4 separate regions of the Homo sapiens genome follow, and all the other regions are linked to region 2. Evidence: chromatin loops called from intact Hi-C (ENCODE). Cell type or tissue: OCI-LY7. All regions are shown on one strand.

Region 1 (8,000 bases), 64 kb after region 2:
TTCCAATGGTATGATCACTTAGCTTCAATCTTTGTACCACAAATAGGTATTGAAGATGTTATATGGTATATAGAGGCCTAATACGGTTTGACTGTGTGTCCCAACCCAAATCTCATGTTGAATTGTAATCTCCACGTGTTGGAGGAGGGGCCACGTGGGAGGTGAATGAATCATGGGGGAGGTTTTCCCCTTTGCTATTCTCGTGATAGTGAATGAGCTCTCATGAGATCTGGTTGTTTCGAAAATGGATAGTGCCCTACTCTTCTTTGTTGTCTCTCTCCTGATACCATGTGAAGAAGGTGCTTGCTTCCCCTTCGCACTTCTGCCATGATTGTAAGTTTCCTAAGGCTTCCCCAGCCATGCTTCCTGTACAGCCTGCAGAACTGTGAGTCAATTAAACCTCTTTTCTTCATAAATGACCCAGTCTCAGGTAGTTCTTTATAGGAGTTTGAGAATGGACTAATACAAGGCCCTAACAAGTTACACCCAAAAGGCCCTAAATGACAGCTGCATGAGTATCTCTTTGCTAAAAAAAAAATGAGGTCTTATGACGAAAGTTCCTTATGAGTTCCTTATGAGGAAAGCTGTGCGGCCAAATTGTATGGCCTTAGACATACTCACTGCAGCCCAAGGTGGGACCTGCACCATTATAAAAACCGAATGTTGTGTTTATATTCCAGACAAATCAAATAACATAACCCGACTTATGACCGATATAAAAACCCAGATAACTAACCTGTCAGATCCAAAACCCTCACTTATTGATTGATAGGTTGGCTGGTTTGGGTCCTGGGGAACTTGGTGACAGAAGCTATTGCCTGTAATGAGAATAATTTGGGTTTTGTCCTGTTTTTGCTTACAATGGTGTTATGGTATGTGCGTGCAAATAAGTCAACATGCAACCAAAAGAGCTAGAGTAATGATTGCTCAAAGAATTGCTCTAATTAAGGAGGCAGTAGTATAGCCTGAACCAGCTTCCAGGTTTGCTACCCCTTCGTTGCTATATATCTGGCCTAGGTCCCTATATTTTTCTTTCCATTTCCATCTTTCCTCCCCCTATTTTTATCCTCATGGGACACGACTTCCCAGGAATGAGTCTTCCTAGCAATGCGGGACATGACTTCCTAGGAAGGAGCCTTCCTAGCAACATAGGACCTGAATTTGTAGGAGTAAACCATCCTAGTGATGAGGAACCAGCTCAAAAAATAAAGAAAAAGGGAAAAGCAACCTGAGATCAGAGACACATTTTCCTTCTAAAAATGCTTTCTCCAAAAGATTTTAAAGAAAAGCTGGGGGTGGAGGATGTGAAAGGAAAAGAAATCTTGTGACCTCAAACTCACTAAGCCAAAGGGAAAAATCAAGCTGAGAACTGGGCCATGAAAACCTGCCTCCCATTTTGGTTCCCAAATAAGATGACTACAAGATGAAAAGCTACACACCTCCTTCATACTTTGCCCACAGGGAAATTCCTTGTGGCCTCCAAGATCTTCACCCCAAAGCATTTCTGTTAAAATTCACCAGGACAATGCAAATCGATGGCTTATCTTCACAGGTGCAGGGCCACATAGGACGGAACTCAAAGTCATCCTTTCTGCCCACCTGACACAAAGGCAGATCTGATCGTTTCCTCTGCCTTATTATCTATGTTATTTTATGTAAAAATGCAGATTCACTGAGCAAGACAAAGGCATGAATGACTATTTTCCCCCACCCCCCTCCTACATGAAAATTGTGTATTTCTCAATATCCTGCCCTTTCTCCTTTAAATTTGAAGCCCTCAGAATTATCTTCAGAGAAAAGGCATAGACCTGTCTCCAGAGTGTGAGTCCTTAACTTTGGCAAATAAACTTCCCAAAATGATTGACGCTTGTCTCGTCATTTGCCTCGATTGATAATTACCCACTGAGATAAATGCCTGTGATGCCTTAAGGTGCTCAGAACACAGAGTAAGTCTAGGATCTTAATGTCAGCATTGTGGTTTAGGGGAAAATAAAAGGTTGCTGTTCATACAGAGTGGTCTCTCATATATGCCTCGGGATTAAACTGCAATTCACAGAAAACCCTAACAATCTTGCTTTCTGAACGCTTTTTGAAAATATGCAGTGAATTGCCAAGACCAGGATGTTCTTCATCAAGGACTTCCGAGGAGATAAGATTTAATTTGCTTTTTTGTTGGTCTTCTTGGGGCGGGTGAACTCCAGGGAGTGATGTGTGTTTTCTGTAAAGTCAGCAAGCTATTGTTGAACAGAATTTCTGCAGATATTGTCAGTGGGAACATAATTTGGGTCAATGAATCATAAATTCTATTTTGGTAATTTGCCGAAGACAACATTGAAAACAGAGCTAGCCCAACGGGGAAAACTGGAAAGAGACACACAGCTCAATAGCATGGCAATAGGGCAGAGGGGGAAAGAAGTGAGACATTCTGCCTAACAGACTGCAGACTTCTCTTCAAATGATTAGCCACCAAGCAGGTTGGATTTTTTTTTTCCTTCCAAGTCCTGGGAACGACGGCAAAGCAGTTAACACAGACTGCACAGTCACAAACCAACAGAAACATGACACTTGAGGTAAGTCCCCTAAGATTCTCAGATAACTACCTCTGTTCAGTTCATCAACCCACAAACAATCCAAACTTGTCTCTTGGAAAAAATTCCCAGACCTTCAATGCAACAGCCTTGTGCTGCTCACATTGTTCTAGTTTCTGTAGGTTACAGAAAACAGTCAGCTCACACACTGGCTTCATCTTTCCTTCCTTTTGGTTCAGGAAATTCAGGTGCAGCTATTGGTGGTGGGAGGTGGATGGAGGAGCAGTGAAAATGAATGCAAATGAGGATGATTTTTTCATTAGATGTGGCTTTTCCTTAATACAATTTTATTCAACTTTATAAATGAAGAAACTGGAGATGAACAACAGTAACAAATAACCCCAAGTCTCCATTATTCATTCCAGGAATTAAATCTAGGACCTTCAACTCAGATGCCCTTTTGTTTAGCTCCTCAGGATACTGGAGGGAGAGAAAAATTTTACCTGAGCGTTTACTCAAAACCAAGGTCAGACAATGCTGTATTTACCTCTATCACCATCCTCTGCTCAGTCCTCAAGAGCTTTGTGCAAGTGAGAACAGCTGTCCTTTGTTTTAAACAAGGACAAGCAAGACAACTGAAGTTTAATTGCAACAGGATGCATTTGGATTAAGTGTGGGAAAAAAAAAATTGTTGGATTCCAAGTATTGTGAGACCAAGGAATGAATTACAGGGGAGAGTGACAACATTTTTTTTTTCTAAAGATTTTGGGGACAGCTCTGTTTCTGGAATGTCCGAAGATAGTCCATCCAATAGGACCAATTACCAGAATCCAGCCCCCAGAGCCTACCATTTCTATACTCATTCTTCTGGCTAATAAAGGGGGTTCTGCTTCACGCCCTCAGTACAGGTCTTTCAGCCATGACGACCAAGGCAGACCATTCTGGTTTCAGCTGGAGTGTTTCTGTTCTCATGAGACACCAGTCCACAGGGGTTCTCTGTCTCACATGTGGAAGGGAAAGTGAAAGTAGCTTCTTTTAAAATGAACAGTTACCTCCTTCTCATTGGCAAAAGGCCACTTAAATTTCCCAAGGGGGACAGAAAACCATCTTGCAAAGTTTAGAAGATATTCGTAGCAGCTGACCCGCAGCAATGTCCTAAAGCTGGGCTTTCAGAATCACTGGGTACTTGGCTCCATTCCAGTCTAATTAAGTCTCAAGGCTTGGGTAGTAGGACCCAGGCATTGATATTTTCGAAAAAGCTTCTCAGTTAACTTGAAAATGCTTCCAGGGTTGAGAAGCACCATTCTGAGTACAGTTGATATGCACCATCCTCTTTCAGAGCTTTTTAGGAGTTCAAATTTGGCTAGACCAAGGGAAGGACAGTACAAAGTGTCTACTTATATGAACTGTTCCAGTTGACTGCCATTTGATTGATGTGTTGGAGGATTAGGGCCCCAGCCATCCTATTAAGAAAGCAAGTGGACCACTGCCTGGCTGTGAGCCTGGAGGAAGCCACTTCAACGGCTTTGTTTCAAGAGCCAGGGAAGACAGAACCCGAGAGCTGTGTCTTGAAGGCTTCCTGCAGGGAGTGGGAGCTATGATTTTATTGCTAGAGAAAGAGTCTCCAAGCTGTTGATGGATTACAAGCTGCTGATCCGTCTCCAGCCCTCAGAGGGCAGAATGTGGAGAATTCCAAAACACAACATAACAGTTGCCTCTGGTACAAAGAAGACGCAGTAATTTGTGGAGGCCGCGTGGCTAAGAATGTAAAGGCAACCAAGCACTGGGGTTAAGAATTAGGAATCTGGATTTGAACCACCCTAGGTTCACATCCTACCACTTACTAGCTATGTGCCTTTAGGTATATTAATTAATTTGGGCTTCACTCTCTTATCTGTAAAATGAGGATAATAATAGTAATTACCTCATTTAATTGCGATGATTCAGTAAAATAATGGACGCTAACACTTATTTAAATATATAATGCATTCAGTAAGACTTGCCTGTATGTGTTTTGTTGGGGCAGAAGCTGCAATGGAGTCTGTGCTGATGAGGGTAGGAGTGGAGAAGGTGTTTCCTCGTCACCAGGGCAGCGGCATTGGAGATCTAGGACGAGCTAGGAGGGAAAGGTGTTCTCCACGACGCCAGGCTTGTACTGACAGGATTCTCTCAAAGTTGAGGTACCCAGTTGCTGGGTACAACCCCAGCACTTGGTAGGGAAGGAGAGCAGCTCTCATCCCAGGCTGTGCAGCCTGCGTCCGCTTAACCTTTAAAGCAAGTGAAGTTGTCACCTGGGTCTTTGTCCTCCTCATCATCCCTAGAGATTCTGAGTAAGAAAGTCTGGGGTGGACCCAAGGAATCTGTATTTTCTTAAGAGTTCTCAGGATGATTTAGCAGCATGGGCAGGGTTGAGAAGCATGGTGCAGTCTGCTCAGTGCAATTAAAAGGGTCATGAACACTCCTCTGCCCGACCTTGTTGGCGCACTGTATATTATTTTACTGCCAGAGATCATCAGCCCTGCAATTCCACTAAACGGGCATTTGTTTCAATTAACAAGTGGTCTCTTTAAAATGCACTTGATGTGAAACCCTACAGTTCTAGCACTTAAGATCAAATTCAGCAAGTGTTCAGAATTCTGAAGAGAGAGAAGGGCAGGAGGTGATTTGGGGACAGGGGGTGATGTGGGTACAGCAGACCTGGTCAGGGACTGAGAAGAGGGAGCTTTTGGCAACATGAAAGAAGAGGCCTTATGGCAGATAAGCAGAGGAAGTACACCAAGAAGTGGAAGAGGGACCCAGAATGAAAGGATTGACAATTCCAAAGACAAGGAAGGTGTTTTTAAAACCAGCTAGATACTGCCTTTCAACTGCCGTTTACAGAGCTCCTACTGGATGGCAGGCATTGGGCCAAGCATTTTTAACGCCAATTTGATCTTCACAACTGTTCAGCGGCCAAGTTATTGCTATTTCTACCTTACTAATGAGGAAGCTGAAGTTCAGCTACCTCATCCAATGGAGCAGACAGGTGACATTACATCCCTGTGTCTTACGGAGTGGAGGTGAGATTGGGTGTGAGGGGCAAGAGCCAGCATCTTTGGAGAAAAGCTCTGGCTGGCGACCAGGCCTCCTGTCATCTTCAGTCCTTTGTTTTCCCAGACCCGTCCCACTGCAAGCATGTTCAGCCCATCCTGTTCCTAAGGATGGAGGGTGAGAACTAACCCCAACTGAGCTACCATCTGCTCAGCCCTGTGTTCAGAGATTGTCAGGGCAGGGAGTGAGCTAGATCTTGTCTTCTCAACTCCCAACCAGCAGAAATAGCAAACATCTTTGGAGATTCCCTTTATTTGGCTTCTGGTTCTCACTGCTAAGCATCGCTATTAAATCTCAGGACCCTTTCCTGTGCAGGCATGTCTGCCTCAGACGCTATCTATCTCAGTATATCAATTCCTAACAACCAGGTGTGGTTGGCACCTAAGTTGAGACCTGTGAACTGTTCCTACCTAGTCTACATCCTTGGACTAGTTGCCCCTGATACCGATGTCTTGTCTTGAACCTCCACAGACATGGCTGGGCTCCTGATGCCACATCTTGTTCCCTTTAGCTGAGCCCTGCCGCCGAAGTTGGTCTGTATCCTCTATACTGCTGCTGTTCCAATGGACTCATCACTTATAGACTTAAATATCATTGCTCTTTCAGCTTAAATTTAGTGTTTCCTGGAACTTCTTTCTTCAGTCCCCTACCTACTAGATTTAATCTCTTGGGATACCAGTGTGGCCCGAGTCAACCCCAGGTGTGATGGTTAACACTGAATGTCAACTTGATTGAAGGGTGCAAAGTATTGATTTGGGGTGTGTCTGTGAGGGTGGTGCCAAAGGAGATTAACATTTGAGTCAGTGGGCTGGGAAAGGCAGACCCACCTTTAATCTGGGTGGGCACAATCTAATCAGCTGCCAGCACAGCCAGAATAAAAGCAGGTAGAAGAACGTGAAAAGACTGACTAGCTTAGCCTCCCAGCCTACATCTTTCTCCTATGCTGGATGCTTCCTGCCCTTGAACATCAGACTCCAAGTTCTTCAGCTTTGGGACTCGAACTGGCTTCCTTGCTTTTCAGCTTGCTCTTTAGCTCAGCCTATTATGGGACCTTCTGATCATGTGAGTTAATACTCCTTAATAAACTCCCCTTCATATATATCTGTATATATATATTTCCTATTAGTTCTGTCCCTCTAGAGAACCTTAATTCTTTTTAGTTCCTCCTTCATTTATTCACTCATATTGACTGAGCCTTTCTTATGCCTATGGCACTCAACATGCAGTCAGCTAGAGTCTGGGAATATATGCTGAATAAAACAATCCCACATCCATGGAACTTTGAGTATAAATGCCTAGAGCAGACAGCAGAGGTACCTAATTTCAAGGATCATGGACGTTCTCAGAGGAAGTGCATTTAAGCTGAGACTTAACGAAAAGTTTAGCCAGACAAAGATGGAGAGAAAGAAGATTCAGGGCATAAAGAGAAGTACATGTGATGACTGACCTCAACATGAGGGGTGACCTACTGGGAATTAGGAGAGGTTTAATAGGGCTAGGGTATTGAGCATGCATGGTATGTTACTTTTCTTGATGCTTGCATCATGTTGGTATATCTAGCTGTCTCTCTTTCCTCACTAGCCTATGAGCCCTGTAAAGGCTACGTCTGTCTTTTTATCTTTATATTCTCAGAGGCCAGCCCAGGAGCAGACACACAGCAAATGTTCAATAAATGCTTGCTGCACTGAACTATGTGGAACCAGTAGCCCCCACCTTGGCCTTGTCTGGTGCCTCGTCCATTATTCTTACTTTAAAGATGACAAGGCTGAGGCAGTCAGGTTCCAAACTTCATGCTCTTACCCACCATGTTATGCTGCCTTCCTAGTGAACAAGGATTATTGTAGCAGAATGGAAAGAAAGTAGTCTTGAAACGGAAATATCCTGGCCTTGACACTTATTAATTGAGTGGTCTTGAGCAGGTTACTCAACTTCTCTGAGCCTTGGTTTCCTTACCTGTAAAAGAGGTATAATTCCTAACACACTGTAATGAGTAAATAAGGAAAAGCAGACGCTTTCATACCTCTGACTTTTTCGTAGACCATGAAAATTTGTCCCTAAATATGTGTTTCTGCTTATTTCTTCTGGCCTTACCCAGGCTCTATCAGCCTGAAGGCCCCTGGAAACCTAGGCCAGGACCCTCAAAGGCCACAGGTCTGAAAGCTCTTGAAAGTTTCTGGAGGACCAGTGAGGTCTCAGAACTGATGCTATTCCAAAGCTCCTGCACTCTTCTGAGTCCTCCAAGAAGCAGAGGCCAAGATGGAATTAAACATGCAAGGAATTTATTAATTAAGAGAAGTGGGCAGAGATTGGAATCCGCCTTCCGGGCTTGGCGAAGAAGGGAGGAGGCAGGAGCGAGGAGGGAGGAGGGCCAAGGGCGGGCAG
Region 2 (8,000 bases):
ACATGCCCTGATTTGGGCCATTATCAGTTTCCTGGATATTGTCCATTTTCCTTTAAGCCAGTCTTCATCCTTTCTTGCCCTGCCCTGTGCTTCAGGAGACTGGCACTTGGCTTCCAGTTGGCTTTGGCCAATTGGAGGCACTGCGAGGAGATCATAGTGTGGCCAAGAAAGGAGGGCAGGGTAGTTATTCCCCTACTTTCCTGCCTTCCAGGTAGTTATGGGTTAGCTATGTCCCTTTACTGAAGGCCTGCCGCTGTGGGGCCGTTTTCTTCCATCCAGCTGTTCTCTCTGGGTGTCAGTAACTGCCCCTTCCTCTGGTCCCTTCAGGCTCGGGTTGGTAAGAGTTTCCCCCACTCTTAGCCCAGAATACTGCATTATCTCATGTAAGTTTTGCACACTTTATAAATCATAGCTTTTTAAAATTCATGTTAAAATATCCAATTGCATATGCCATCTCAGAACACTTCTGCTATTCAGTCAACATCTGTCAAACTGACAGTATGGAAACGAAGATCAGAATAACTGCCCCCCAAGACTGTGATTTTATCCCATAACTTTATTAGTTTAGATTATTGCAAATAGTTTTTGTTTGTTTGTTTGTTTGTTTTGTTTTTTTATTATTTTTTTTTTTTTGAGTCGGAGTCTCACTCTGTCGTCCAGGCTGGAGTGCAGTGGTGCAATCTTAGCTCACTGCAACTTCCACCTCCTTGGTTCAAGCAATTCTCCCACCTCAGCCTCTCAAGTAGCTGGGACTACAGGCACACACCACCATGCTGGCTGATTTTTGTATTCTTAGTAGAGACGGGATTTTATCATGTTGGCCAGGCTGGTCTCAAACTCCTGAGGTCAAGTGATCTGCTCGCCTCAGCCTCCCAAAGGACTGGGATTACACATGTGAGCCACCACACCTGGCCACAAAGAGAACTTTCCAAAGCTCTTAAATTTGACCTATGTACTATGCTGCCAATTTGAACAAGCTCCCTGCAGATGAACGGTAGTGCCTGGGTAATAACCTTGTTAAATATGTATAGGTGTTAGATAAGCTTACTTTTTCACTCAATTGTGTAAGAACGTAAAACTAAAACTGTATAAAAACAGTAAATTATTAAAAGTGACTAAATATTAATAGGCTATAGTACAGTAATTCAGTGCACAGGCTTTAAGATGAGACAGATAGGGATTCACATCCATTAACCGTGGCCTTTGGAAAGTTACTTCACCTCTCCAGTCTTGGGTTTCTCATCCATAAAATCATCATGATAATTGAGTGCCCACTTCTTAACAGGTGTTGTGAAGATTAAATGAGATTCATAAAGTATGAGTACTGTGGGCATTTGAAAAATACTAGCTATTGTTGTTGCTATTAATTTTAATTTGCAATTCTGTAATGACATGATATTGAGCATCTTTTCACATTCTTATTTGTGCACTGTATATCTTCTTTGGTGAGGCATCTGCTCAGATCTTTTGTCCATTTTGTATTTGGGTTGTTCATTTTCTTATTGTTGCATTTTAAATGTTCTTTTTATTTTTATATGGCAGTTCTTTATCAGATATGTCATTTATAAAAATTTGCTTCCAGTATGTGGCTTGTCTTCCCATTCTCTTGATACCACTGCTATTAGTAAGTTAAAATAATGATATACTTTAAATTATCTCAGAGAGTTGTCATGTGGATTATATGGGTTTATATATATATTTAAATGGAGTTTTGCTCTTGTTGCCCAGGCTGGAGTGCAATGGTGTGATTTTAGCTCACTGCAACCTCTGCCTCCTGGTTTCAAGCGATTCTCCTGCCTCAGCTTCCTGAGTAGCTGGGATTATAGACTCTCGCCACCACGCCGGCTAATTTTTTTTTGTATTTTTAGTAGAGATGGAGTTTCACCATGTTGGCCAGGCTGGTCTCAAACTCCTGACCTCAGGTGATCCACCCGCCTCGGCCTCCCAAAGTGCTGGGCTCACAGGTGAGAGCCACTGCGCCCGGCCTATATAGGTTAATGTTTTTAAAGTACTTAGAACAGTACCTGGCACATAGTTACCAGCTATATGAATGTTAACTAATATACAGATAATAGTTAAGTGTGAATACCTAGAAATAATTTTATTCCTTTCCCCCTATCTTTTAATTATTCTCAGTCACTTTTCAAACTACCTTTGGATTTCTTAAATAGAAATAGACCCTTCTAAATTCTTCCTGAATTTTTTCTTGGAGTCAAAAACCTTCCTAAGCACATGTAAGGTTGTTTTAAGTTCTGATTTTTTCTTTAAGAGATGGGGTCTTGCTTTGCTGCCCAGACTGGAGTACAGTGTGATGATCATAGCTCACTGTAGCCTCCAACTCCTGGGCTAAAGTGAGCCTCCTGCCTCTGCCTCCAGAGTAGCTGGAACTACAGGCACCTGCCCCTACATTCACTGAATTTTTAAATTTTTTGTGGAGATGGGGTCTCACTATGTTGCCAAGGCTGGCCTCAAACTCCTGGCCTCAAGCAATCCTCCTGCCTCAGCCTCCCAAAGTGTTGGGATTACAGGTGTGAACCACCGCATCCAGCCCTGATTTTTAAGCATTGGTCAGCTTGCTGTCAAAAGCTATCTCGAGCAAGTTTTCTTGACTGTTTCAATCCTCACACTCCCAAATGAGATCTTAGATATATTTTTAATATAGTGATACAGCAACTGAAACTTTGCTTACTAATCCATCCTCTCACCTTTACCCTACACCAGCAACATAAGGCAGGGAAACAAGTGGTTAGGAAGAAGTGTCTAGGTCCGGAGCTGTTTATTATCTGGCAATTTAGAGATGAATATCCACTAGAGAGACAACTCAGAAAGGAAAAATGCTTTCTTCACGAAATGAGTCAAGATTAGTGCTCTCAAAGTGTCAAATTTATGATAACAGAGGAATATGAATTTCTTATTTAGACCAGATAAATGTTTTTATGACAATTAGTCCTTGAATTCATGACCTGTGTTTGGTTACAGAGAGTAAGGCACCCATGGCCCGGAGTGACATGCTGCTCTCCTTATACTTCCTTCCCTTATCCTCAGGACTTAAGCTTAAACTGCCTCCTTTCCTGTGGGAGCCAATGGACCCTAACACCAGAACTCTCCCCTTCTGGCTGCAGAGCAGCAGTACTGAGTACATGAGTCAAGCCACTGATACCCCATGGAGCTTGAGAATGTGAAACTTACCATATACAAGAAAAAACTTAGGGAGACTGAAATTTGACTATTTCTCCAAGGAAGGTGGTAGATTCCAAGAGAAAGGGGGATTGGATGGGGAAGCAGAAGGAGAAGAGGTTAAAAGGAGAATAAAAATGAGAGAGAAGATAGGAAGAAAGGAATGTCTATGAGGGATGCCCTCCGAAAGCATAAGCAGTAAGATCCAGCCCTTTGTAAAAGGTACAAAGGAGAAAATTATCTAAAAGAGGCACAACCCTTTATCTCTACCTGTGTCTGCTTCCCTCTATATTAGCCACTAGTCTTTTAGATGTAAGGGGTAGAGACTAAAACCAGCTGAAGTGATAAATGAAATGTATTGACTTATATAACCAAGAGGTCTAGAGGTGATCTAACTTCAGGCCTGGCTGAGTCTAGGATTTCAAATTATAAGGACTATTAATTTTTTGTCACCTCTTAGTTCTATAGGTACCTGGGTCCATTGGCTTCACTCAGATTTTGTCCATATGACCCAAAGATGATCACCAATTGTCCCTGGCTTATACTATCCTTAAAGAGAAAAGAGAGAACCTTCTCTCCCCACCACATCATTCAGTCCATATCAGTCCCTGAAGAGGATTCTGCTGAGGTCACATGCCCCAGTGTTCTATATCCAGGAGGATGGGGTATTCTGGTCGGTCAAGTGGAGTCATGTGCCCACAGTAATCAGCAGATGTGGGGGAAGGACATTTCCCAGAAGGAAGGCTTGAAGCACAGCCATCCCAAACAGCCCCCAACTCCATCTAGCTAGAATACTTTTCTAAACTCCTCAATAGAAGGCTGTTTTAACATCCATGGCCAGGCGCAGTGGCTCATGCCGGGCCTGGTGGCTCACGTCTGTAATCCCAGCACTTTGGGAGGCCAAGGCAGGTGGATCACTTCAGGCCAGGAGTTCGAGACCAACCTGGGCAACATGGTGAAACCCAGTCTTTATGAAAAATACAAAAATTAGCCAGGCGTGGTGGCGAGCACCTGTAATCCCAGCTGCTCTATAGGCTGAGGCATGAGAATTGCTTGACCCTGGGAGGCAGAGGTTGCAGTGAGCTGAGATCGCGCCACTGCACTCCAGCCTGGGTGACAAAGCGAGACTCCGTCTCAGAAAAAAAAAAGAAAAAGCCATGGTGTTTTGGTGTACATTTAGTAGGGGAAAGGAACACTGTGGGTTTGATGCCATGGTGGGCATTGAGGACAGGGGTCAAGGGTCAGGGGTCATCCTCTCAGGACTCTTTGCACTTCATGGTGGACCACTAGATGATGAAGACAATCTACACAGACATTGCAATTTAGATTTTTTTAAATCAAAGGGTCACTCAACTGTACCACCTCCCCAACTTGCCCTCCTTACCTCCCCAGCTAGTAACGAGAGACACACCTGTGAGACAGAAAAAGAAGGTCTCTTGACGCAGATTATGTAATTACATCAGCCATGTTTATTCTTTCATACTCTCAGTTCCCTAATTTCCTTTTCTCTTCATTGGGGTAAAAACCAAAAAGACAGAAAGTAGAGGGACCGCAGCCATATTATTCATAATTCCTCTGTGATAACTCCATGATGCCCCTTATTTTTAAGTGAGGGGGTTTTCTGACAGCTGGCTTTTTAAATTCATCTACTAGACAGTTTAAATTTAATGACCAATTTCTTTTTAATAATCTTAGCAGGCCCCCCTAGAGTTTCAGCCATTTAAACAGAACATAACAGAAATTTCCAAAGAAATAAAAGGTGATTTCTTTATACAGCTTCTCACATTCAAACACATTTGCATACATGGCCCATCTGAAAAGCTAGAACTAATGAAATTATGAATGAGATTCTCATTTTTCTATTCTCAGAATCCTCTCCCTCCTGGCATCTTTCAAAACTCTAATCTGAAATTATTCCCTCCAGGAAGTTATCCTTGATTAATCACTCCCAACTCTAATTATGTATTTCTTCATTATATAAACAAGAGCTGTGGATACAGTTCCAGTTAGGTTCACCTTCTCTCGTTCATATATGGATTTAAAGTTTCCTGAGTCTTGGGATGTGAGTGTGTTCTTGGGCAGGGATGTCTTCTGTCTCTGTGTAGCCATTCCTTCCCTCTACCCTCATCCCCAGGACTGCTTTAAGCAAAGACAAAAGAGGAACTTATTTACTGGTGTAATAAAAAATCCTGGGCCCTGCAAATTGCCAGAACTGAAGTGAAATTTGAGCTCTGCTGATACTAGCGGTATGGGGGAAAAGTTAATTTTTTTAAAGCTTGATTTTCTTACGTGAAAAAATGATAAATTCTTTAGAGCTCTTGTGATAAGATATGTATTCAAAAACACTTAAGGATGCTTGTAGATCTTTTTAAAAGTATTTGTTTCCTTAGTGATATGATTGCAGAAGCTACTGAGTCCATGAAATATATTTTTCATCTGTTGTTGACATCTGAAATTCTTTTCCAGAAGACAAAAGCCATTTATGCCAAATTAGAAATAAGATTGAGGCCAGGCACAGTGGCTCACACCTATAATCTCAACACTTTGGGAGGCTGAGGCAGGTGGATGACTTGAGCCCAGGAGGTCGAGACCACCGTGGGCAACATGGCAAAGCCCTGTCTCTACCAAAAAAAAAAAAAAAGTACAAAAATCAGCTGGGTGTAGCCTGTGGTCCCAGCTACTTGAGGTGGGAGGATTGCTTGATCCTGGGAGGCAAAGGTTGCAGTGAACCAAAATCATGCCACTGCACTCTAGCCTGGATGACAGAGTGAGACCTTGTCTCAAAAAAAAAAGAAAAAGAAAAAGAAATAAGGTTGAAATTGCAAATAATCTTGGCGTAAGTAACAATGAACTTAAATACATTCACTCTGCCAGGCATGATAAATACCTGGCCATACATCCCTTCACTGATCCTTCCCCTACCCGTGATTGACACCATAAATTGGTCGGAATAGAGTGTCCCACTCAGCCCACTGCGTGCCTCAGAACTCTCAACACAGGGCTCTCTAGACAGACACTACCCATCAATTAGAGTTTGGGAGGGTCCAGTCGTGCTAAGACATACATCATTGACACCGTTACTCTCTGAAGAGCAGGGTTTGCTTAGAGGATGAGGAGAAGATTAAAGGAAGGGATAAAAGAGCAGCCACTGCTGGATGTGGTAGTGACAAAGGGTACTAGGAAAGAAGGTGCAATTTCTCTAGCCTGATAAGTTTTCTAAGATGTCCCCATGACCCAGAGAGGCATTGCTCAGGGCCCAAGTGAAAGGTTTGGCCCATGAACACGCTGCTTCTTGACCTAGCTCCTCATTTTCACATCTTCGCTGTCCTTACTCTTCGTTGTCAACGTTGACCCACTTCTCCGTTCCAAAGTCCCCCATGTATAACTCCTTTGGTTCTGAGAGGAAATAGGGGGTGGGTTATCTCTAAGGTCTACTCCAAGTCCAGACCCTGCGCTCCATGTTGCTGACTCAGGGTCCATTCTCCACTCAGCTTTCCCTTCTGGATTGACACTTCCACCAGCGGATTCCCAATAACCGGCTGATGATGAGCAAGCCCTGGCAAGCCTCTCCACACCCCGACCCCACAGGCTTCTGCCACCAGGCATAGTCTGATAAGTGGTGGGATGAGATGTAGACTAAAATGGTGAGCCTCGTAATGTTGCCTTGATCCTCACGAGCCTGGATGAGGCCATCCACAGAGTGACAGCCAAATACATGGAGGTCAACTCAAAGTGACTTAGGGGTGGCTAAAGTTAATGACTGTTGAGTATAATTATCTCTCCTACAAATGAACTGTGTGTTTACAAGCTTATCAGGTCTCTTTTCTGAACCTTGGTTTTCTGCTCTGATCAGCGAGGAGGGCTGAACTACTGTGGAGAAACAAACCCCAAGGCTCTGTAGAGAATGGATGGGCCATGGGTGGGCTCTGTGGGGAGACATTCCAGGGCTCCCTAGCTGTGGGAAAGAGTCCAGGAGCTAGTACAGTTTTGCCTGCCCTTTGTTTTCACCAATTCTCATCAGATTCAAGAGAAGCTCTTCTCACAGTAGGGTAGTGCCAAGAAGAGTCAGATGTGAATACCTCACATCACTCTTCATCCATCCATTCATCAGTCCATCCATCCATCGTTTTCATTCATTCTATACATACATACATTATTGTATACATATATCCGTTCTATACATTATTCATATGTAAATATGAAAATACGTAAATATGAATAACATGTCAGGGCACTGGGATACAATAATAAATATGCATATTTATTCATATGTAAATATGTAAATATGAATAATATGTCAGGGCACTGGGATGCAATAATAAACTAATCAGATGTCACCACCACCTTAGGGAGCTACAGTTTATTGTAGGTATAGACAATAAGCAAGTGAGGTGACAAATAAACTAATTACTAATTGTGAAGTTCCTGAGGAAACAAACAGGGTGGTATGATAGAAAATGGTCAGGTGCCCAACGCCCCGCACCCCCGCCGGCCGCACTTAGCGGAGCTTTGCTGGGGAGGCGCCGGCGCGGCGGCTGCGCAGCTCGAAGTTTCCGCGCGAGGTGGGCGGGCCGGGCTGGGCCGGGCGCTGCGGGGCCGGGACCTGGTCTTGGAGCTCTGCGACCGCGCGCTCGCCCTCCCGCGGCGTTTGCAGGCGCCGCCGCCCCTTCCGCCCCTTGCGCGGGACTGCGACCTGAAAAAGTGACTTTTACTCATGTGAGCTGCCTTCAGAGAAGCCTCCTCCAGAAACAGGAGAATGCGTGGCTCTCTAGTGTGGTCCCATCTCTGCAGGGTTTGTGGATGTTAAGGGTCCCAAACCTGCA
Region 3 (8,000 bases), 110 kb after region 2:
TGCTTTAATAACCTATCAATTTCTAAATTGTTAAACATGTAGGTAAGTGCTTTCTAAGAGCATTTTTGAATGGGTTCCTGAAATACTCGAGGGGGCAATAGGAGAAACAGGATCTCGTTTCTTAGGAAGTGCCACTCCCATTCCCCACCAGCTCTGGTAGCTCTGTTCCTCTAGTATTCCTTCAGCTCTCAGGCCTTTCCAACCTCCAACCCTCTCAGCCATAGTTTCCTCTCCAGGAAACAATGTCTCCCTCCTTCTTCCCTTGGTTTGTCAGCTTCTTATCCTCTAGGTTCTGGGTTCAAATCCCCCCTTAAGGGAGGCCTTTCCTGACCACACTATCTGCAGCCAGTTCCCTCATCACTCTTCTGGCTTGCAGTGTGCAGTTCGTTTCATGGCCCACATCAGTTTATGTAATTTGTTCATTTTCTTGTGAATAGGTTCTCCCTGCTTGACTCTAAGCCCCACGAGGGCAGATCTCAGGTCCGTCTCATCTCTCACAACAGTCCCAGCACCTAGCGCAGCGGCTGTCACCTAGTCCTAGTTGAAGCTTAATGAATATTGGTTAAATGAGAAGAGTGAAAGTTCACTATTTCCTTTTGATTCATGACACTCTTATGGAAAATACAAATGCCTAGAGCACTAGTCCTTTCTTCGCTGTGTTTAGATCTATCTACGAAGATTCATGCAACTGATTTAACTGAAGATGGGTGGCACCTGACCTCAGGTTATTCAAGACTAGGAATAAGATTGTCAAAATGTACTAACTCAAGTAAATACAGTTTGATTTAAGGCTCATCTCCATTTAGGTAGTTGGGAATGGGGTTCCTTTTGCCATTTAAAAGAGAAATGAAAATGCCTTTCACCTTGGGCTCTTAGTATCCATGAAGGCAATATCTTGTACAGCACAGGGCAAAAACCATCATGGTCTACTTCCTTATAAAACTGTTATAGGTAAAGATCAAATCTCAGACTCTCACTAACTGCTGGACTGAGAGCATTACATTAATACTTGGCATTACATTCTCATTTTACTAATGATGAAAACGAGGACCAAGTTTTCAGACTTAGCTAGTGGCAAGAGGCAAGATCCAAGGCCAGATCCATCCAATGCCAAAACTCACATGCTTAAATCTTATTACAATAAACAGTCCAATCGTGAGCAGCATGGTCTGAGGTTGCACTACACAGAGACAGGAATGGGCATCTAGCAAAGAAGTAGAGAGCACACAGGCAGTGATCTTTGCTTGGAATACAGCATCAAAACACATACAAAACATCCCTCACATGCACCAACAAGAACAAGCCTGACATTTCTGAGTAATTAAATACATGAAGGTCAAGAAGAATGAGGCTAGCCACACATGATGGCCTGCACCTGTGGTCCCAGTTACTCAGGAGGCTGAGGAGGGAGGATCACTTGAGCCCAGGTGGTCAAGGCTGCAATGAGCTGTGATTGCACCACTGCACTCCAGCCTGGGTGACAGAGCAAGATCCTATCTCAAAAAAAAAAAAAAAAAAAAAAAAAAAAAAAAAAAAAAAAAAAAAAAAAGGAGAATGAAGTAACAGGAGCAGGCAGGGATGATTTAAAAAAAAGTCTCTCAGAAAGAAGAATGTAGTTAGTGGGATTTTCACGAGATAATGAGGGAGGAAGAAAGTGTAAGAGTGTGGCTTCCTTGGTGGTCACTCCTGGCCCTTCCACCAATATCCAATATTGGCTGTATAGCCTTTGGGTCTTGGCCTAAAATAGAGTCAGGAAGGATGATGGGACTGGTCAAGATATCTCAGACCCCAGGATAGCCAATATTGGCCTATGAGATTCAAGGTCCCCACAGTTCCTGAGGAACCAGGGTGGTGATCTTCAGGAAAAGAGTAGATCTTTGTTTCCTCCCTGATGTTGTGAACAACTTACCCCATTAAGATGAAGGGACATGGGGCTGGTGTTGGTTTCTGACAGTCCTGGAACAGAACTCATGTGAGTATGGCTTCTGAGACTGCCGCACCAAATCTGAAGTTGCTGTAATTCATTTAGAATTGCACCAAAAGAAAAAACAAAACAGAAACACAAAGAAACTTTTGGAGGTGATGAATATGTCTATTACCTTGACGGTTGTGATGGTTTCATGGTGTATGCATTTGTCCGAACTCATCAAATAGTACATGTTCCATTTTTTGTAAATCAATTACACCTCAACAGGTCAGTTTAAAATAAACAAATATGGAAATAAACAAATATATGAATTTGAATACTATTTTAAAAAACAATGGAGCAGGGGAGCTTGTGGGCTCCTTACACACCTGTGGGTTTCAAGTTAACGCCTAACTTTGCTATAGAGGAAAATTAATAAGAAGGAAATGTTGCAGAGAAGATACGCAAGGAGCCCATATAGGAAGGAGTGTTGGAATGATTACTTGGGGGATTTTTCTGTAGAATGCTAGGCAGCACATTCCCATTTTTCTCTCTCTGCTGGAAAGAGAGAAAATTGCAGCTTGAGTTATAACAAAGAGAACATTGGTTCCTGCTGCTGAGGAGCCTTCCTAATGCTCTACGGGTCCTTTTCTAGAGGACAAGGGCTCCCTCCTGTCAAAAACACTACAAAAAAGATGGCTTCAGTGAGGAGGATTAACTCTTTGTAGTTCGAAACATTGGCTTCCGCATAATGACTTTGAGACAAGGAAATGACAAGCTTTCCTGTGCCCACCCCACCGCCAGGGTGGCATGAATATGAGTATGATTTATTTATTCTGTCTCATTTCTTCAAACATCATTGACTCTATTTGTGTCTATTTTTACTGGACCATGCTGTGATATTTAGTATGCACTTAAAGTGGACATCAAAGACAGCACTTGCTTATTGCCAGCATTTAATATGAGCATCTAATTAAATTCAGGTTATTGTGTTAATTATTGTTCAGATCCATAGAGTTTATTAAACTACCTGATTTTCATATAATTCTACTGCAATTAGTGGTTATGTATTCATTCAACTGCTCAGATGAAAAACATTAAATCTGGATATGGAAGGTGAATTGTTGTCATTCACCTAACCATTAGACTTGATCATAAATGTTTATTAGAGTAAGATACACAGTTTTTGTTTGAATTCATATCTTTAGTGCACCCACCATCGATTGCTGTAGGCAGAATTTGCACGGTGAGTGTCTACTTTCATAAGTGTCTTGGCCATCAATTACTTTTGCCTAAATTTGTTTTTTTGAAACACACTTCAGGAATTCTCTATCCTTCTCCCAATTTCATGAATACTTTTTAAAAACTTTCTCTTTGGGCCGGGTGCGGTGGCTCATGCCTGTAATCCCAGCACTTTGGGAGGCCGAGGTGGGTGGATCATCTGAGGTCAGAAGTTTGAGACCAGTCTGGCCAATATGGCGAAACCCCATCTCTACTAAAAATACAAAATATTAGCCAGGCATGGTGGCGGGCACCTATAATCCCAGCTACTCGGGAGACTGAGGCAGGAGAATCACTTGAACCTGGGACGCAAAGGTTGCAGTGAGCCAAGATCTTGCCACTGCACTCCAGCCTGGGCAACAAGAGCGAAACTCCACCTCAAAAAAACACAAACAACAATAACAACAACAAAAAACAAAAACAAAAAAAAAACAACCTTCCTCTTTGAGAAGGATTTTAAACTTTTGCAATGGGTATGTAGAAAAATGTAGTCCGTAGTACCTTTTATCCTCACAGAGAGAATGAGAGTTGCCAGACAGGAACACTCTCAAACCATTGCCACTGAACCCAGAAATGCACAGAAATGCAGAAGCCCATCCCTCTTCCCAGCCAAAGCCACTGCTCTGTGTGCTCTGAATCACAGCCTCTCCAGCCTTCTTGATAACCTTCATCTGAGACTTCTTCCATTCTCCCACTCAACTTGCCACTTCCCTCAGTACTTAAATATCCCCCAAATTTCTCGTATTTATATAACACCTCCCACCTTCACCCAATCCCCTTTTATCGACTATTGGCTCTATCTGTCCCCACATTTGGAACTGTACTTCCAGAAGAGCCATCTCCATCCCTCCCCAACCAGTCATCGTATTTCTTCACTGTAGTCTGGCCTCTGCTGCCACCACTCTACCGAAGCTGGTTTTATCAAGCTTACCCATCGCCTCCCTGTGTTAAATGCATGAGATGCTCCTCAGTCCTTAGTTTCCTTGACTTCTCGGTGACATTTGTCACCACTGACAGTTTCCTTCTTCTGGAAACAGTCTCCCCCTTGGTTCCTGCAAAGCAACCTTCTCCTGGTTAGTCTCATTTCTCTGGCTCCTTCTCAGTTTATTACTTGCTCTTCTTCTCCTTGACTTTTCCATATTCCTTAGGATTCCATCTTTGTCCCTTTTCTCACTCGGCACACACTCTCTGGGCCATGTCTTCTGGCTTTTATTCACATCTATACCGGCTAATTCCCAAATCTGTATCCCCCTGGCACCCATCCATTCACACGGCAGTCAGTGTGATACTTCTCATGTACAAACCTGATTCCATCACCTCACAGAATATCCTTTTCAGTGTCTTCCCATTGCGTTTATGATAAAACCAACTCTCTTTGCAGGAACAACAAAGCCTTCCAGGATCTGGCTCACCTTGCTGTCCAGCCTCTATCTCTTTCCAGTCTTCTAGAATTCTACATTCCAGTCATGCTGGACCTCCTTCAGTGTCTTGAATGGTCCATGCTCTTCCCACTCTTAACCTTCCTTCAACCAATTATTTCTACCCAGAACCCTCTTCTACTGGCCTTCCTGCCTGTCACCTTCAGACCTCTGGTTAAGCGTTGCATCCTTTTGGGAGAATTTTCCCTAGGGTATGTTACCTCCTGCTAACTTACTATCTCGTAGCACGTCCATAGATTTCCTATCCAAATTTCCACTATACTTTATTGATATTCCTTCTTAACTATTTACTGCTTTATCCTACCTTCTAGCACAACACCTGATACACACCAGGTAATCAAAATTATTTGTTGAAAGAATGTACCTAAATGATAATAACATTATCTGAGGATTCATGTTTTGAGAATTTTCACATCCCTTCAGGAGGGTCGCCCTTGGGTAGTCTCCCATTTGCTTATCAACTGCTGCTTCCAAACCAGCCTGCTCATTCATAGCAACTGGGTTCTTCCATAAAGTTGTGGAGGAAAAGGCTGCAACATCCAGGCAGCTGTGTTGATCTCCAGGTGTAGGATGCAGTGTGAGTTTCATTGAAAAGGTGTCTAACATCCGATTCAAACAACTCCTGGCTGTTTTGTCTTCAGACCGGCTGAGTAGTTTGTACATATACTCTGAAACCTGCTTTGAATATTATGATTAATAGATGATCACAAACGTTGTCCTTTTTTTTCTTTTTTCTTTTTCTTTTTTTTTTTTTTTTTTTTTGAGATGGAGTTTCACTCTGTCCTCCAGGCTGGAGTGCAATGGCATGATCTCGACTCACTACAACCTCCACCTCCCAAGTAGCTGGGATTACAGGCATGCGCCACCACACCCAGCTAATTTTTGTATTTTTAGTAGGGAGACGGGGTTTCACCATGTTGGCCAGGCTGGTCTCAAACTCCTGACCTCAAGTGATCCACCCACCTGGGCCTCCCAAAGTGCTGGGATTATAGGCGTGAGCCACCATGCCTGGCCAACATTGTCCTTTAAACCTCTAAAAAATATTTATTAAACCCTAAACGTGGGCTCATTAGCTCCTATATCTAGGTTTTTCCCAAAGGAAAACAAACAAACTGTGATTTTGAATGGGAAAAAAAGGATTAGATATCAGACAACACCTTCATAGGAAAACTTCCAGGGCAACCAGCTTCACATACTTGAGAAAAATCTTTCCATAAACATCCTTCTGGGTGAGACATAAGTCATGGGGCATGGGTCTTCCTGGGGCCTATGGAGGTGTTGTATCTAAATCTTGCCCTACTGACTTTCAATCCTGCCTTTTTGTAAAGATATTTACCTGGTGTTTTTCCCCCTCTGTATCAGGGCCTAAAACACAAGGAAATCTTAACCTAAGATAAACAAAATGTTTGACGAGAATCCATAGATAACATTTACTAAAGCATCAGAATGTAAAGAACTATCCAGACCCTGCAGTACCCAGGGTGATATTTTGTCCCACGGGGAAGGCATGTGTGTACACACACATACTTGATTATATTTGAAGTCTGTTATTTTGTGTTTTGTTGTTGTGTTGAGCCTAAAATAAATGGCCAGGAATGGGATGGTGGAGCTTTAAATGCAGTTGAAAGGAACATGGCAGGGAGGATGCATCACCACCAGGCTGGTTTAGGAGCACAATTTTCTAAAGACAAGGGAGGGAGTAGATGACCTTTCTGGATCCCTCCAGTCTGAAGATTTTATGATTCCATGCACGTCCTCTGTCTAGACATGAAATGTGGATGCTTCTGCTTTTATTGCTACAGCACGGGTGAAAAGCATAACTGCTCCACCTACAGTCTGATCCTAGAAACTGCTCAGCCTCAGCCAGGAAAAACAACAAAACAAAACAAACAGAACAGGGGAGGAAAAAGCCCACCGGAAAGATGCAATTTCAGAGTCCATAACAGTGAATATTCCCCAAGAATCTAGACTTACTTTTCATCTAGCCTTTCAAAGTGACTATAATTTTAATAACAGTGTCTTATAGAGTTATCAATAATTATTCATTCAAATATTTAATGTCTAATAGGAAATGCCACTCCATGAGAAAAGGAGGAGACAGAAAATTTGGCCTTTCCTTTGTCACGTGGGGAACAAAGACTGGAAGAGGATGTTAGCTGTGCAGTTAACATAGTGACCACCAAGATCAGGCGCTCTGACTACCATAAGATATAGATCAGAAGATTTCTCTACTTCCAGGAATTACCCAACCTTGCAGTGCTGTGCTGTCTTCAACTTTTACACCTCACATTCTTTCTCCGTCACTCACAGCCCCTCTGCTCACTCTTCTGTGTCCCAAGACACCTGAACACACCTTGTCTCTTCTGGCCTCCTGACATTTCTCACCTTTGTCCTCATTATCATCTTCCTCCCATTTCTATAACCTTCCAAGTTTCTATGAGGTAGCCCCTTTGTTCCTTCTCAGACATACCAAAAATCTGCCCTGAATGCTCTTCTCTCAGATGCCATGTGGCCTGTTCCTCCTCTTCATTCAAGTCTCTGCTCAGATGTTAGCTTCTGAGAGGGCTTCCTAGACCACCTTATCTGAAACGGCACCCCATGAGTTCTTCCTTCATTATTTCTAAAGATCAGTTAGATCTGTATTTTAGACCTGTACTTATCTTGAAATGTAATATGTATATACTAAACAGTGTGCAAAGCACAAAAGTCCTCCTCAACCTGCTGGGTCTCCTCCACTTGGCCATCAACAATGTGGACGTCTTACTTGCCTGACCCAACCTGATGGCTTTAGGACTGAATGACTGAGAAAGGAAAACAGGAAGATGAAGAGAGAAAACACTTCCATGCTGCTTTAAGTCCCCATTCTTAGTCCTAAGTTCTAAGGCTGGGCCCTTACAGAGGCCTTTCCGTATCTAAAAACACCCAATTTCTTTTTTCTTTCTTTTTTGTTTTGTTTTGAGACGGAGTTTTGCTCTTGTTGCCAAGGCTGGAGTGCAATGATGTGATCTCAGCTCACTGCAACCTCTGCCTCCCGGGTTCAAGCGATTCTTCTGCCTCAGCCTCCCGAGTAGCTGGGATTACAGGCATGTGCCATCAAGCCCAGCTAATTTTGTATTTTTAGTAGAGATGGGTTTCTCCATGTTGGTCAGGCTAGTCTTGAACTCCTGACCTCAGGTTATCCACTCGCCTCGGCCTCCCAAAGTGCTGGGATTATAGGCATGAGCCACTGCGTCTGGCCCCAATTTCTAATTGCTACTCAAGTAGCTGGAAGCCTGGCACCCCTAAGGGAATGGGAACTTCCCATGCTAGCTCCTCACTCAGAAGTCTGATAAACAGATTCCTTAATTTCCTGTAGGATGGGACTTAGAACAATG
Region 4 (8,000 bases), 140 kb before region 2:
CTGTTAATAACCCCCTGAATTCATTCAGAAATTTACTTCCTTACCATCACCTTTCATCCTTATAGCATCTCTCCAAGGCAAAGCAGGGTCCATTTCCCCATTTTTCAGACTAGAAAACAAAGGCTAATCTAAGAGTAAGTGACAGGAGCTGAGTCCAGGCTCCATCTTTTCTGACCATGAATCATGAGGATTCAGTTCTGCTGGAGACACTTGATCCAGAGTTAATGGGAATCTAGGGTCCCATCCAGAGTTAATGGGAATCTAGGGTCCCAGTTCGCAAGTGTCTCCAGCGAACTGAATCCTCGTGAAAAGCAGCAAACAAACTCTTTAAGAATGGACAGAGAAATGACTCAACCCCACCATGTGGATGGAGAAAGCCATTCAGCTAGAATATCATAAATCCTGAGACGGCTATCAGAAAACCAGTACATACCAGTACAGCCCTGTGAGGGAGCACAATGACCCCCCTCTCCAGAGCAGGGTTTCAGGATGTGATGTCCCCTTACCACAATGACTTTCATCACTGTTGTCTCCACAGTCATCCTCAAGGTCACATTTATAGGACAGTGGGATACAAGTCCCAGACTCCTGGCAACGAAACTGGGTGTCCAGGTCACAGATGGTGGTAGCTAAAATGGGATAGAAAGACAACATATTCCTTAGGTACAATTGATTTCCCACAAATGTAAACATCCTACTGGAAAACCAATTAAAAAATAGAAGAAAGCAGGTATTAATTGTAGCAACAGAAATTAAACCTAGACTTACAGAAGACATAAATTACATGAGAGCTTGAAATTTACAACCAAGAGAGATAAGGGCATATCTTTCTGTGGACAGCTTCCAGATCGGAACAGGACGGGGAAAAGTGAGAAACTGTCATCTGTTGGCGAGAGAGAGTGACAGGCTAGGTGACCTCCTAAGATCCCTTCAGACGCGAAAAGTGTCTTCCTAAATAAGTGACAGAAATACCTTTATCTATGAAACTACGATTAGAGAAGCTCAATTTCACACAAGAAGTTAGCACTTCATTGTACAGATGGTAAAGGCAGCATGGAGGTAGAATTCTACAGTAGGAACATAGGCTCTGTCTGCAGTCAGTCAAGACTGGGTACCAAATCGTGGCTCTACCTCTTCCTGGGGAAATTAATTTTAATCTCCCTACGGCTGTTTTCTCAACAGTAAAACTGGGTAAGATAATGTGTCCTAGTGCTTGAGATCACAGTCAGAGAGACTAGATTTGTTTTTCTGTTTTTTGAGATGGAGTCTCGCTCTGTTGCCCAGGCTGGAGTGCAGTGGCGCAATCTCGGCTCACTGCAACCTCCGCCTCCCAGGTTCAAGCGATTTCTCCAGCCTCAGCCTCCTGAGTAGCTGGGATTACAGGCACCCACCACCAGCCCCAGTTAATTTTTGTATTTTTAGTACAGATGGGGTTTTGCCATGTTGGCCAGGATGGTCTTGAACTCCTGGCCTCAAGTGATCTGCCTGCCTCAGCCTCCCAAAGTGCTAGGATTACAGGCATGAGCCACCACGCCCAGCCAGAAAGACTAGATTTGAATTGAGTCTGCAACCTACAACTTACTTAACCTGCCTTTACTTGGTAGCATTATTATGAAGATAAACCAGGGAACAAGTTTGGAACCAGAGCCTATTAAATAGGATGTAAATATAATGGGCTCTAAACAAATGTCACTTCTCTTCCTCATCATTCCTCATGTCCTTCTGGCATTAGAATGGATACAGAATTAGATTTTTCTTCCTCTCCTAAGTAGATATTTCCTGTGCTTAAGCACAATCCCTGGCACCCCGTGAAACACCCTCCAGGAAAGGCGAGGGGAAGGCAGGCTGCTCTCAGGAGAGTGAAAGGCTGACCCAGGAGGTAAAATGTGGCAGAACAGAATGCTGGCACGGGGGAGGGGTTGTCGTGCACGAAATGCCAAATAGCAATGCTGCCGTTAGACATCCTGGCAGCTCTTATTTGAGGCTCCATTTCTTCTCTGTAATTGAGCTCGTGGTGGGAGGCAGGGGATGAATGCAAAATGACAAGACTGCAGGGATTCGCGTCAAAACCCTGAGTGCCTGACAGTCACCCAGCTAGAGGAATCTGTGTAAGAGGGAGGGAAACCCACTGACAACACCCTCCTGCATCCCGGTGTCCCCCCTCCTCCACTGCTCCCTGGCAGCTGGCAGGGTGCCTCACTTAACTCCCCACATGGCAGTACTCAGTCACTGCGGTCCAGCTCCTGCAGCCCTGCTTAGAAACAGGGAACCTCTCTCCTCCACACGCAACCTCCTTGATGAGGGAGACACACATGCAGGCACAGATAAGCCCCTCTCTCTTGACTCCCAGTCTCTGAGTTTTAAATCCTTCTGGTTCCTCCTCTCCACGCCTCAGCTCCATCTGACATGTGTAGACCTGAGCCAGGTGAAACAGGGAGACGACGGAGCAGAAAGTAGGTCTCGGGGTCTCTGGAAAGTGAATCCCAGCTGACATTCACGCCAAGCTGGGAGGAGGGCAGGGCCAGCTCCATCCTTCATGCACAACTGTGCAGTCTGCAACAGAGCTCAGGGGCTGGGTGGGAGGAAGCCATTGGAGGCAGCAGGTGCCTCCCAAAAGATGCAGGTCTTCATTCCTCTCAAAACTCGGAGCCAATACAAGATTCAGCTTGTCCATTTAGTAGAAACCAAGCCCAAGGGCACAAGGAGGAATGCTCTGCCACCTGTGTCCCTCACTCTTGGATATGAGGTCATCTGGTTTGTATCTCCCTGCTTCCACTGTGCCTAATTATGTCTGGGCAATTTCCTTGTAACTTGTTAATTCTAAGAAGCATCTTCTATCCCACCCAGATATGTAATAAACTCCTTTCCATTATCTGCTTCAATGCTGTTAATAAGCATTAATGTTTTTAAAGAGCTTTGGCTATTCCCCCACAAATATCACACCTTCCTGCAACTCTGATAAAGGAGGCTTTATAGGCCTTATTTTTTGCAGAAAAGACACAGAGAGGCTAGTGCTTTCCCAAATCTGCCATTCAGCAAATAAGCTCTACTCCCTCGGTGTGAAAGGCACCCTCTGAATCCAAGGGAAAACGATTAAGGAAAGGCTTTGTAAATAACCCTCTATCAGCCAAAAGGGGGAGTCTATAGGATTGCAGGGCCCAGATGTGTTTAATGAGCTGGATATTTCACAAGTTGCTTTCTGGGTGAAGTGGCAGGGGAGCCGGGCACAGGCCCCACGGATGACTGGCTAAATGAGTATCTAGAGCTTCCCATTAATCTGTTCTTACAGTACAAATGGGTAAATGAGCCCCTGGGTTGCCAAAGGTAAAATATATAAAAGAGAAGCCTCTGACTTGGTTCCTGCTTCTGGTCTCTCTCCATCAAACGCATTCTGCCCACTACTTATCCTTCCAAAGATGAACTTTCATCACATGACATCAGTGGTTCCCAACTGCTTCTCCGATAAAGTCCACAAAGCCCTTGCTGTCCTGGGCGCTGCCCACTCATCTAACTTCACCTTGGCCCCTGTGCCCATGCCCATTCTCCATAACTCAAACCAGTTTCCTGGCCATGCCAGCTTCCCCACATGCTGCTCCCTTGCCTGTGAATTGATTCCCTCCACCTCTGCTTGGTTCACCCCAGACACTCTCCAGAGCTCTTTGCTAGGGCCTGCCCAAGTTTGCTTTGGGTGCCCATCCTACATGCATATGACACTTCCGCATCGCAGTGCCCGTCACTCTACTGTAACTGCCTATTTTTCTGACTCCTACTTCAGACTGTGAACTCCGTTTCTGCCTTGATCGGCAATATATATGCAGGCCCAGCACAGAGCCTGGAACACAGGGTGTATAGCAACTGCTTGTTGAGTGAGTGCATGACTGACAAAAGGGCAAATCATCTCCTTATAAGATAATGTCGAAGCTATTAAAAATTAAGTGAAGAAAAGATAGTGAAAATTCATGGTTAATAAACTATCTGTTATTTGTGGTTGTTTGGTTTTAACTTCTGCTAACCACAGTCTTATACTTTAGAAGTCAGATCTTAAAAATTATACAGCCTAAAGATGACACTTACATGGCATGTACACCAATGGCCCCACACTGTAGGCCAAGCTATGCATTACTAACCAATGAAAACAATCTCTCTTGAGCCTGGTAGGTAGCCAACATCAACCAACTGGAGTAAATACTCATTTCCCATCCCTAAAAAGGCTGAATATTGAATTTCCAAATCAAAGAATATCACCTGTTTACTCGCCCCAAGTCACCAGCTTTATTACAGAGCCACAGCCAAGATTAGAGCCCAGATTGCCAAATCAATTCAGTTTCAGCCATGTGACGTTTATTTATAAATCTCTTGTAACGAGTGGTACTTCTGGGGTGGTTAAAAAAATATTATGTATATAATATTAATCCTATATATCTAATATCTACCTGTGTATGGAAATATGTTTTCTCTGTCATCTAAGCCCCATCAACTTAGATGGGCATCACCAATCATGGGTGGCCCTCGCCCTAGACCTTAGGCCCTCAGCCTGGGAAGAGCCAACCAGGCTTCTGAGTAATGGTAAGTGCTTAACGTCCAATCCAGAAGACTCACGGCAGTTTCTCTCATCGCTCATGTCTCCACAGTCGTTGTCAAAGTCACACCACCAAATGCTGTTGATACAGTTCCCGTTGCTGCAGCGATACTGGTTGCGAAGACAGGTGTTCTCTACCCATCAGAGTGCGGCAGGGGAGGAAATGAAACCAATATTATTCTTACTGCTGGACCACAGGTCTTTCTCTTTTGAGTTTCCCTCCCTTTAGTAACTATCGGGGGAAATTCAGCCAGATATCGGGTGAAATTCACCCCCGATATTTCACATAGGTTCTTTTCTATTTTCCCTAAGTGTCGGCCGGTCTGAGAAATAAAGGGACAGCGTAAAAAAAGAGAGAAATTTTAAAGCTGGGTGTCTGGGGAGACATCACATGTCGGCAGGTTCCGTGATGCCCCCTGAGCCGTAAAACCACCAAGTTTTTATTAGTGATTTCAAAAGGGGAGGGAGTGTACGAATAAGGTGTGGGTCACAGAGATCATGTGCTTCACAAGGTAATAGAATATCACAAGGCAAATGGAGGCAGGGCAAGATCACAGGACCACAGGACGGGGCGAAATTAAAATTGCTAATGAAGTTTTGGGCACGCATTGTCACTGATAACATCTTATCAGGAGACAGAGTTTGAGAGCAGACAACCAGTCTGACCAAAATTTATTAGGCAGGAATTTCCTCATCCTAATAAGCCTAGGAGCACTACAGGAGACTGGGGTTTATTTCATCCCTACAGCTTCGACCATAAAAGATGGCCGCCCCTCGAAGCGGCCATTTTAGAAGCCTACCCTCAGGGACGCATTCTCTTTCTCAGGGATGTTCCTTGCTGGGAAAAAGAATTCAGCGATATTTCTCCCATTTCCTTTTGAAAGAAGAGAAATGTGGCTCTGTTCCGCCCGGCTCACCGGCAGTCAGAGTTTAAGGTTATCTGTCTTGTTCCCTGAACATTGCTGTTATCCTGTTCTTTTTTCAAGGTGCCCAGATTTCATATTGTTCAAACACACATGCTCTACAATTTGTGCAGTTAATGCAATCATCACAGGGTCCTGAGGCGACATACATCCTCCTCAGCTTACGAAGATGACGGGATTAAGAGATTAAAGTAAAGACAGGCATAGGAAATCACAAGGGTATTGATTGGGGAAGTGATAAGTGTCCGTGAAATCTTCACAATTTATGTTCAGAGACTGCAGTAAAGACAGGCATAAGAAATTATAAAAGTATTAATTTGGGGAACTAATAAATGTCCATAAAATCTTCACAATCCACGTTCTTCTGCCATGGCTTCAGCTGGTCCCTCCGTTCGGGGTCCCGGACTTCCCACAACAAGTAACATGATGGTAAAGGGGGAGGAGGAATGCCAAGCACACGTGTCTACAGGGAAGGAAATGTCCCATACTAGCCTCTTGCTTTCCTCTTTTAGTTAAAATCAAAAGAGAGGAGGAGGCTGGAAGAAATATTTAGAAGCAGATACAATGCTTTAAGAAGGATAACCACAATACCAGTTGAGTCTATTGGGTAGTGAATACAGTACATCAACATTATAAAATACTAATTACACACAGAACTCCTTAATGGACTGTGTCTACACAGAATTAAAACATACAGATTCAATATATCTATAGGTATGTTTTTATATACATAGTTATATATATCCATATATATTCTATCTATCAAGCAAATGAGTTATGAAGATTTTCTCAATACTCTGAGAAATTTTTCTGCCCCATGACTACTTTAAAGCAAGCAATTAAAATTCCTTACAGAAAAAAAATGTATAGTTTGGCAAACTGCATCAAGGACATGCGATGATTGGTCTCATATTTGGATAATCAAAGGCATTCTAATGGGAAATATGGAGTAGCTTTCTTCCCCTTCTCTTGGAATTTAGTGTTGATTCTATTTCTTTCCAAACAGTTTTAAGATTGTATCCATAGCCTGAAAGAAAGTCTCTTGTTTCTAAGAAAGAAAGGCTCATCTTTTTTCTGTTTATATTTCTTAAGGAAGATTGACTAAAAGGCTTGTATTGTGTGTTTCACTGCCTTGGACTTGGGCCGCTGTGAGAAGCAGGGTTAGGATTACAAAGCAAATAGAGTAGGCACAGTGGCTCATGCCTGTGATCCCAGCTCCTTGGGAGGCAGAGGAGGGAGGATCCCTTGAGCCCAGATGTTCAAGACCAGACTGGGCAACAAAGTGAGACCTCGTCCCTATAAAAGAAATTAGCTGGGCTCGTGCCTGTAGTCCTAGCTTCATGGGAAGCTGAGACAGGAGGATCCCTTGAGCCCAGGAGTTTGAGTTGAAGCTGCAGTGAGCCGTGAATGTGCCAGCCTGGGCAATACAGCAAGACCCTGTCTCTTTCTTGTCTCTTTAAAATATATATAAAAAAAAAGGCAAATAGAATCACAGATAAGGAAAAGCAGAAATTCTGGCCATCAATCCATGCACTTCATGGCAAGGTGCCCTTGCAGGGGTTCACCTCACTCACAGAAACGTGATGCTGGAGGCGGGGGAAGTGGTGACAGTAAAAATTACACAGGAAGGAAAAACTTTTTAAATTTCGGAGGAAAGAAATGTTAAATCTCTATATTCAAATTCAGAGGGGGAGTGGGTGTAAGGCTGCTCTTGCTGCTTGGTCATGGCATAAGGTCTAGACTCAAAGTGCTTTGCAAACATTGGTCTGAAAGTTCAGGACACACTGGGCTAGGCTACGGTGAGAGGATGGACAACCGTTAGGTGAGAGTAAACGCGGAAGGAGTCACACTGGTTATTTTTCCCAATCAGGTTGGTCCAACTTATGCAAAACAGGAGCAGGTAAGAAACCTGGATGTGAGGGATGGGTGAGGAGAGGAAGAAGCAAAAGAATAAAAAGGGAGACCCTGAAGAAAGCCTGTGCCATCTGACATGAAACCAAAAACCACAGCTACTACTTAGAAAGGTACAGCATAGGCCTGTTCTGAGTGAGGACTGAAGGGCCTCTTTGACCCTTACCAGGACTTAGAACCCAAACCAGTATTCTTATGAGTATCTGGTAGGTTTGATTTTTACCTTGGACTTTTTCCAATAACACGAAAAGGTTAGGAAACAGAGAGCTATCCCTCCCTCCCCTGGCGGGGAGCAGGAAACAAAGGAAGGAGGATGACAGGCAAAAAAGAAAAAGGGAAGTACCTTGTTTGACACAGGTATTGTTCTTGAGCTGATAGCCCTGAGGGCAGTCACACATCAGGTCCCCTGATGGAAGCACACTGCTGGACACATCCTCTGGACACCTGCAGCTTCTACTGTTGTTGGCCTTGGGCAGGCACAGCAGGCTGCATGGCCTGGGCACACAGGCATTGCTTCCTGGAGGGAAGACAAACAGCAGCAGGTAGGTTAATACACACCATGAGGGAGGTACTGAATACAAGAAGGA

What was found. A loop is a pair of places that touch in the nucleus more often than their neighbours do. Peaks named below come from ENCODE experiments on the same cell type or tissue, not always from the same donor. Only the 100,000 strongest peaks of a DNase experiment are listed, where the experiment ranks them.
Region 1: a loop joins it to region 2, with 5 times the contacts of the local background. A loop is called at or near these places in 3 of 110 quality-filtered maps.
Region 3: a loop joins it to region 2, with 5 times the contacts of the local background. A loop is called at or near these places in 29 of 110 quality-filtered maps.
Region 4: a loop joins it to region 2, with 6 times the contacts of the local background. A loop is called at or near these places in 3 of 110 quality-filtered maps.

What each region holds. Positions count from the first base shown.
Region 1 is chr11:121,363,219-121,371,218 of GRCh38, reverse strand. No RefSeq gene overlaps it. Among named protein-coding and RNA genes, the nearest start is that of SC5D, 74 kb to the right of the region's middle. RefSeq lists enhancers at 3,524-3,623, 3,664-3,763. In OCI-LY7, a CTCF peak has its summit at 4,065; DNase peaks (open chromatin) are centred at 1,588, 3,097, 3,598 and 3,958; H3K4me3 peaks cover 4,291 bases; H3K27ac peaks cover 5,795 bases.
Region 2 is chr11:121,427,102-121,435,101 of GRCh38, reverse strand. No RefSeq gene overlaps it. Among named protein-coding and RNA genes, the nearest start is that of SORL1, 21 kb to the left of the region's middle. RefSeq lists enhancers at 4,542-4,611, 4,682-4,811, 7,948-8,000 and a silencer at 7,686-7,785. In OCI-LY7, CTCF peaks have their summits at 7,657 and 7,860; DNase peaks (open chromatin) are centred at 4,311, 4,641, 5,341, 7,791 and 2 weaker places; H3K4me3 peaks cover 4,714 bases; H3K27ac peaks cover 8,000 bases.
Region 3 is chr11:121,317,895-121,325,894 of GRCh38, reverse strand. No RefSeq gene overlaps it. Among named protein-coding and RNA genes, the nearest start is that of SC5D, 29 kb to the right of the region's middle. In OCI-LY7, CTCF peaks have their summits at 2,470, 4,079, 6,277 and 6,478; DNase peaks (open chromatin) are centred at 1,354, 3,814, 4,104 and 6,434; H3K4me3 peaks cover 1,433 bases; H3K27ac peaks cover 5,200 bases.
Region 4 is chr11:121,566,870-121,574,869 of GRCh38, reverse strand. It overlaps SORL1 (sortilin related receptor 1), which reads right to left. Exons shown (of 48, transcript NM_003105.6): 22 at 7,757-7,930; 23 at 4,600-4,713; 24 at 507-629. Among named protein-coding and RNA genes, the nearest start is that of SORL1-AS1, 120 kb to the right of the region's middle. RefSeq lists enhancers at 3,125-3,624, 3,625-4,126, 4,587-4,756, 4,867-4,916. In OCI-LY7, no CTCF peak of the experiment used is centred here; DNase peaks (open chromatin) are centred at 4,689, 5,009 and 7,829; H3K4me3 peaks cover 1,606 bases; H3K27ac peaks cover 6,691 bases.